2 separate regions of the Homo sapiens genome follow, and region 1 is linked to region 2. The links are chromatin contacts, found by Hi-C or POLR2A ChIA-PET in ENCODE. All regions are on one chromosome and are shown on one strand. The core of a region is the stretch at or near the end of the contact, and the rest is flanking DNA. Distances in the headings are between cores, read along the strand shown. Region 1 holds the start of MEG3 (maternally expressed 3). Region 2 overlaps WDR25 (WD repeat domain 25).

Evidence for each region. Hi-C counts contacts between places; a loop is a spot of excess contacts on that map. ChIA-PET counts read pairs that join two places held with the same protein, here RNA polymerase II (POLR2A). Pooled maps may share reads with other maps.
Region 1: a loop to region 2 is called in a map of dorsolateral prefrontal cortex, with 8 times the contacts of the local background. The contact joins the promoter of MEG3 here to the enhancer-like site in region 2. A Hi-C loop is called at or near these places in 2 of 168 maps with a recorded cell type or tissue (dorsolateral prefrontal cortex and mammary epithelial cell) and 6 of 50 pooled maps. POLR2A ChIA-PET finds 5 or more read pairs at or near these places in 1 of 52 experiments (AG04450).

Annotation. Positions count from the first base shown.
Region 1 is chr14:100,824,184-100,827,638 of GRCh38, reverse strand. MEG3 (maternally expressed 3) reads right to left here and starts at 1,521. Exons shown (of 10, transcript NR_190993.1): 1 at 1,422-1,521. RefSeq lists an enhancer at 3,221-3,455.
Region 2 is chr14:100,437,852-100,441,613 of GRCh38, reverse strand. The region is part of intron 2 of WDR25 (WD repeat domain 25); the gene reads right to left. Among named protein-coding and RNA genes, the nearest start is that of WDR25, 63 kb to the right of the region's middle. RefSeq lists a silencer at 368-662 and an enhancer at 1,835-3,034. Within about 2 kb of position 1,338, at least 24 of the 41 ENCODE cell types and tissues checked have a DNase peak (open chromatin) inside an H3K27ac peak, as active enhancers do; they include dorsolateral prefrontal cortex and mammary epithelial cell, where a contact is called at or near this core.

The sequences.
Region 1 (3,455 bases), core at 272-2,771, 390 kb before region 2:
ACGATGGCCCCTCACTGACCTTGTCACAGCCTCTCTCTCCATCCTGCTCAAATGAGCCACACCTTCCTAAGACCCCCGAAACCAAAAACCACTGGAAATCAACTAACGTGCCTCTGTGCGCCTCCACAACACCCGAAGCCACGGCGCAAAGGCCGACCCCGGCCTCTGCGGCCACTCCGCAGTGAATCCGGGGGGTCTCAAAACTGTTCCCTCTTGGGTAAACGAATCCAGGATCCTCCAGTAGATCCCGCGCCCGACCCCCTCCATCAGGAGAACAAAGGCCACCTCCCCTCCCCACCCCGCCCCCCAAAATTCCGCAGTGCCGCCAGCGCCCTCTCGCGGCCAGCCAGGAAACCTTCCAGAAACCTGCCACGTAGCCACCCGCCTGCGCCCCCACCAGGCCCGCCGGCCCAGGGTGGGAGGGGGCGGCCTGGGGGGGCTTGACTCTGACAAAGGAAATGGCAAAAGGCGATTTGACCAAAAGTCCAAGACTGCAACATGTCAGGATTTTCGAGCGACCACCACGCAACGCTCTGAAGACCCCCGCGGCACCCCATCCCCAGCTCCCAGCGTCCAGACCCCAGCAACACACCCCCTTTTCTGCATTTCTCTCCTCCCTCTTCCCAGACCCAAGGACACGGCCTTCTCTCCTCCCCAACCCACCCCCTGCATCTATTCTCCCAGTGCCCCCAATCCCACGACCCCCCTTCGGCAAGGACTGATCCTAGGGGGCTACTGGCAGGTTTGCACTTGGGCGCCATCTCTCTCCACTGTGAAAGTGGCTGATCAGGGCAGAACCAGATGATATCGGGTAGAAATTTTACTCCACATTTTGCCTGGGGTCCACACTGCACTAAACCTGTGTATTTGGATTCGGAAAACCTCGCGAAGAGGAACCTCCACTCCTCCCGCCCACGATCCACCAAAAACCTGGCCAACAGCTGGCGAGGCAAATATGCCCGGGAGACCCTTCTATTCGGGTGCTTCCCCCCCTAATTCATGGGGCACGCAGAAGGCATCGCCGCCATATCTCCCACTATTAACGCGATTCTAGAGGCGGCTTCTAATACAGGAAATCCGGGGTTCGCCCCCCAGTGACTGCCGTATACCCGAATCCAAGAGGAGTTCCATCTGATTCCTCCCGCTCCTCTGAACTGAAGTCCCTACCACCCAGCCCACCCTTAAGGACTGGACCCTCCAGAGAGGAGCCCTGACTTCCCCCCAGGGAAATGTGCCTCAAGATTTTCTTTCTGACAAATTTTGTTGCGGACGCTCGGGGACCAGGCGAAGTGGCCGCCTCCAGCAGCAGGACCCAGGATCAGGCAGGCTCTCGGCATGTCCAGGAGGACAGAGCCCATCCCAGAAGCGGATGCCGTCTTCCTTTTGCACATCCTTTGCGGCAAGGATGGCCAACCACTCACCGGGTGAGGGATCCTCTCGTGGGCGCCCCAGCTCTCCTGAGGAGCCGCCGCCAAGGCCAGCGAGCCAAGGCGCGCTCCCTCTCTGCTCTCCGCCGTCTGCGCTAGGGGCTGGCTGGGTGGGGTTTATATGGAGGCGCAGAAGGGGTGGTCTCTGACGTCAGCGCATTCTGCTGCAATGCGCTCATTTCTCTAAAAGTGATTGGCCGGAAAAATGAGCCCCCCAGATTCTATGACAAATTGCTCTAGCCGCACCCAGATTGCAGCAAAGAAGGGAGGAAAAAATTCTGCCGCAGTGCCCCTGGCCGCCATGACCAACACCCTGTGGTCGCGGGTGCTTTTTCCCTGCGTGAGCCCGGCTCGCCAGGCAGGGTGAATTCAGGCACAATGTGTGGGGGGAATCGCCCCGATGGCTGGCCGTCCTCAGGCGGCCGATGGCCAAGGTGGGGCTGTCGGGGCGCAGATCCCACACCTGGCGGTTTCGGAACATCCATCGGAGGATGCGGGCTTAGCGAAAGAAAATCATGCTTTCTCTTATTGTTCAGGAAAATAAAATGCCCGGGCGACATAACTGGTTCCCAGATGTAAGCCAGAGGCTGTCACCCCCTCCCAGCCCACCCGTGCGTTTCTGACTGGTTCTCTTTGACATGGGAGACAGAGCTCCGCGTCTCCGAGTCAGAAAACCCTGGCTGTGGAGTCCCGGGCTCTGCCGCTTACAACTCATGTTCGCGGAACCCGCTATGCCCCTTCCTCTTCCACTGGGTCCGCTTCCTCCACCTTAACCAGGGGTACCCCCCACCACACACACCAGGGTTGTAATAAGAATCCAGACAGGAGCCGTGCCCTCTAAGGAAAGTACTTTTAGAGGGCGGACTGTGTCCCATGTGGAGATGCCTGAGCTACCCCTCAAAGTTGGGGTGATCCCCACACACATGCCCTTTGAAAGAGCCCCAGCGCCCCGAAAAACAGGCAGCGACACATGTTGCGCCGAGCCCTGCCGCGGCCTCGGCTCCGGAGCTGGCACATGGGAGTTAATCCCTAACAGGTGGGAGCCCTCGGCAGCTCTGCCCGGCTCTGAGTGGCAGAGCGTGCAGGGCCGTCAATCAAATGTCCTCTCGCAAAGGTCAAAATGCTGTTGAAAGGGACCGAGGATCTATCTTAGGGTGACAGGTGGGTGGCAGCCAGGAGGACAAGGATGGAGTGCTCGGTGACAGAAAGCAGGTGAGGATGAGCAAGGGGCCCCAAAGAGGACAGCAGAGAGGCCCCGCCGAGGGCATCAAGTCAGAATCGCTCCCCCGCACTTCTTTGGGGGGTTTAAGCGGCGTCAGAGGGAGCCCCCCATGCCCAACGATCCCACAAGGTGACTGTAAAGCAGACGGGAGATTCCAGGGCTGAAAAGAAGGGAGAAAGGCTATTTCTACGTCCACAGCTAATGACTAGGGAGGTGAACATTGACCGTCAGGTCACTAGAGGCGCCGAGCCTTGGGACGGCGTGTGGGGGGCTCGTTTTTTCATAAACAGGCGCACTGTTGGGGAGATAGAGACGTGGGACGTTGGGGTCCTCATGGGGCGCTGCTTTAATATGTCAGGTAACACGAAGGAGAAAGAAAACACCCCCTTTACAGCCTGTGGAGCTTGCCAGGAGCCCCAGGGACTAGAGCCCCGGAAGCAGGCCTTGCACAGCAGAAACGCCCGCACCAGCCACAGACGTCAAGAACGCTTCAAAAAATCATGGCTCCGAGCACCCGCGTCAACAGGAGAACGTTTATTAGCCACAGTATTAATAGCTAGGAAACAGCCAGAGCTGGCCGGGGCCAATCAGCAACCAGGAGCCCCTGTCGTCAGGCCCCCACGGCCAATCAGACGCCGGCAGGCCCGGTTGCTAGCCTCTCGGGGGCAGAGGCGAGGGGCACGCATTGACAAGGGGCTCGCATTCACCCGCCGCGCGTGGGAACTGTGGTGGCCGCCAGAGAGCATCCGCAGCCACGCACCCGGGGGCCCGGGAGGCTGTCGTAGACACAGTGCCAGCCCGCGTCA
Region 2 (3,762 bases), core at 89-2,588:
ATGTGGCCCCCAGCCCATCTGCAGGCCCCAGCCAAGCTCTCCTGTGTGTCTTCCACCCTCCCCTGCTGCCCCTCTGTGTTCCCACACTCTGGCACTCCAAGACCCACACACTCTGGGCACTGCCACTTCCAGCATCTGCCTGGAGAGCTCCAGAGGTAAGACCTGTCTGGAGAGGAGACTCCCTTCCTGTAAGACGCAAACCACCCCCTGCACTGCCTTCCCTGCCCCACCCCACCCCCTAGGCAGTGAGGGTGGCCCAGTCTTCCCCTACAATGCTCAGTTCTCACAATCATCCCCATAAACATCTTTCTAGCCCCCATTCTACAGCGACCACCCTTCAAGGAGACAGCGCCCAATATCACACACAGGACCTGGCACACAGAAGGAGCTCAGCAAACGTTTGATGACTGTGTGGTAAATGAACAGAGTGCCTCCTATGTGTCCCTCATGATGTCCATACCAGAGTGTTCTGGAAACCTAAGCCAGGAAGCAGAGTCTTATCTCCCTGGCCCAGTTTCAAGACCAAACCAGACAGGGCTCTGTATGTCTTAGTTGATTAAAGTGATGAACAGGAAGAAAACACAGGCTGTTTATTGGCTCCACAGAGAATCCCTTTCTCAAAATGCCAGGGACCGGGTACTTTGACACAAATTCAGCAGCAGCATCTTTAATCATTTCAGGGTTAATAAAAAATGTCAATTACATTTGTCATCAGGACTATCCTGGGGGAACAATCCCAGTGCAGACAATCTCTGGCCAAATGACAGCCTGGTATGTTTGTCACACATCCCTCCAGCTGCCTCGCTGACGAATTTATCGAGGTGGTTACCTCCCCCGGCCTGTCCCTTCGTAAATAATCAGAAGTAATATGGATCTCCCAAATAATCCTGACCTGAGAATTGCTGCTCTGGCTCTCCCTAAATAAAAGAAGGGAATAAAAACAGGGAATGAGACTAAATAGACCAGAAGGTGAAGGTTGCCTGGAAGGATGCGTATAGCAGCCAGGGCAGCCTGGGCTCCTTCCACATGGACAAAGCAGGAGCCTGTGTTTTTCTCCCAGTGTCCCTCAGTGCTCAGCACAGCCTCCAGAGAGCTAGCATGCTGAATCATGACGGCCAGCCCCTCCCATGCCCCAAAACCTTGAGGGTCCCATCCTACAGCCCTTTCTATCCGCCTGTAAACAGCCGCTCAGAACAGACTAAGTGGCATGCCTCCACGGGACTCAAAGCCAGGTGTCTGGCGCCACCCCGCTGCCGTGGCCGAAGGGCTCCCTGACTGTGGCTGCCTGTCTGCATTTTGAGAGTAGCTATTTTGCAATCAAAGAATTCCTGCACATTCATTTGCCAGGTGCAAACGCATCCAAGAGGAAAACACTCCCCTGCTATGACTGACACACATAAAGAGAGGAATGGAGTCAGGTTGAAATTGAAAAAGGAAAACGCTGCTTTCCACCCCAGGACTACTCCAAATGTTCTGAAATCCTGAAATGTGCCTAAATGAAGTGTTCTATCTTTATCAGAGAGTGACTCGAAAATGACTATGCTGCTTTTAGGGACGCTCACATGACAGTTTCCCATGTTTGTTTCTTAACAATGGATCCTTTCCTTGACAAGTGGACCTGAACATGCACTGGAAGTCAGGGCCCAGGCTTCCTCCAACTGGAAGTGGGGTTTGGGCAACTCCCTCAGCCTCTGCCACGTCACACGAGAGCGCTGCCAGCTAGTTCACTCCCATCCACTGCAGCATGCTTTACAAATGGGAGGAATTTTTGCTATAAAACCCTCAAACATTCAAGATAACATTTATTATATTGAATGGAGAAAATATGGAGAGTGTGAAAAATATATAACTGTTTCTAGTATTCATTTTAAAGCTATGGCAATTCAAAGAGTTAAGCTGAGCACAATGCCTTGAAGACCACTGTTAGTTTCTCCAACTCACTGTCACATAAAAAGCGTCCACCCCCACATGGCAAGCAGGGGCTGCCCAGCTGTCCTTCCAGAGAGTTCTGTCTCCAAGGAGAAATCCAGGTGACGCTTTTTCAGCAGCCCCACAGGCATTAGGTTTGCAAGTTAACTTTCACAAGACAGGCAAAGGCTCTTATTTTGACGGCTTCCCTCCATCTAGGCAATTTTATCACCTTCATAAACACTAACGGCTCTTGAATACCTGCTGTGGGCGGGCCGTGCTGTACCAGGCTGAACTGCACAACGCCACACAAAATGCCATCAGATGAGTCACCTGTCTGCACTGAATCAGCTCTGTGATGCACAGGAGTCCGGGGGCTGAAGCAACAGCAGCTTCGTCACCGAGGCCAGAGCCATCCACCACGCATTCTGACAAGCAACAGATGCCAAAGGGCAGGGTCCTTCACTTCCTGAGTGCCCACCAAGTGCCAGGTGCCTCACACATGTTGTCTGTGATCCTAACAATAACCCAGGAGGGTATTCTGCCACCAGTCACCAGTGGGTGCAGGGAGGGTCAGAAAGGAGGACTTCACTTGCCCAGGGCATAGAGCTAGGAAGTACCTGGGCAACTGATGCCCAGCCCCACTCCCTACTGCTCCTTGCCTCCATCTGCAGGAGGGTGCCCTAGCCACCAGGGCCAGGCCATTTTTTGTGGGCAGGTGGTCAATTGGCCATGTGCTAAAGGAAGTGCAGACCCCTAGAGGGGTTCTAGAAGGAACTCTGGCCTTGCAGCCAGGCAGTTCTGAGTTCAAATCCCAGCTCTGCCTCTTACCAGCTGTGTGACCCTGAGCATATCACTGTACCTCTCTGAGCCTTACTTTCCTCAGATATACAATAGGGAAAATGTAATGAACCTCACAGGGTGGCTGAGAAGACTAAACAAGATTCAATGAAATAACATGAAAGCCACTCAACCTCTCTCTTCTCCTTAATCAAGTCTGCCTATAATCAGCTTTGGATGAAAAAGCCAGAGAATCAAACCTAACTTCAAATCCCACCTCCCAGGTTTGCCAGCTGAATGATCGTGAGCATGGGGCAAAACCTCCTCTGGCTCAGCTCCCCATAGCCACCTACAGGGCAGTGCAAGGGTTAAGGAGCTGGTGTCTGGCACAGAGTGGGCGTTCAATAAAAGCTCATTCAATTCAATTTGACTTAATTAAAAAACCTTACTCATAGCCTCGAGAATGGCAGGAGCACAGAGGGCTAAAACTACAAACAGAAATCCATTTGAAGCCCATAAATTTTATATCCTGCCAATGAACGCATTTTCTTATTAAGCGACAATATTATAAACCAATTCTGAATTCCTGGCAATGCCTAAGAGTCATATCTTCATTGGGCTGAAAGCTGTTGTCAAATCACAAAGAAATTGAAGGGGTTCTAAAACAACTCATGGAAAGGAATAACTGAAACCAAGTTTACTGAACAAATCAAATTATTTCACTACGTGCCTGTCTTTGCAAATCTTCTCCAAATTACACTTCATTACAAGACTTGGAAATTAGACACCAGCAACAAAATAAGAAAGCCAGAACAGATAAATATTTACATAATCATGAGAATAATAATATTCTCCTGTGCAAATCTACCTACTACTTTGTTTACTCTTATTAACTCAAGTTTAGAAATGGGACAATCATCTGAAACAGGGCCCTGGGGATTTCTTTCCCAGACTCCAACTACTTCTTTCTTTTGCGAAAACAATGGTGTGTCAGGAGAAAAAAGGATGAGAAGGCAAGGACAGAGGGAGGTGCAGTCCTCCTTGAACCCCTTAGCATCCTTGGTGGTCAGCTCA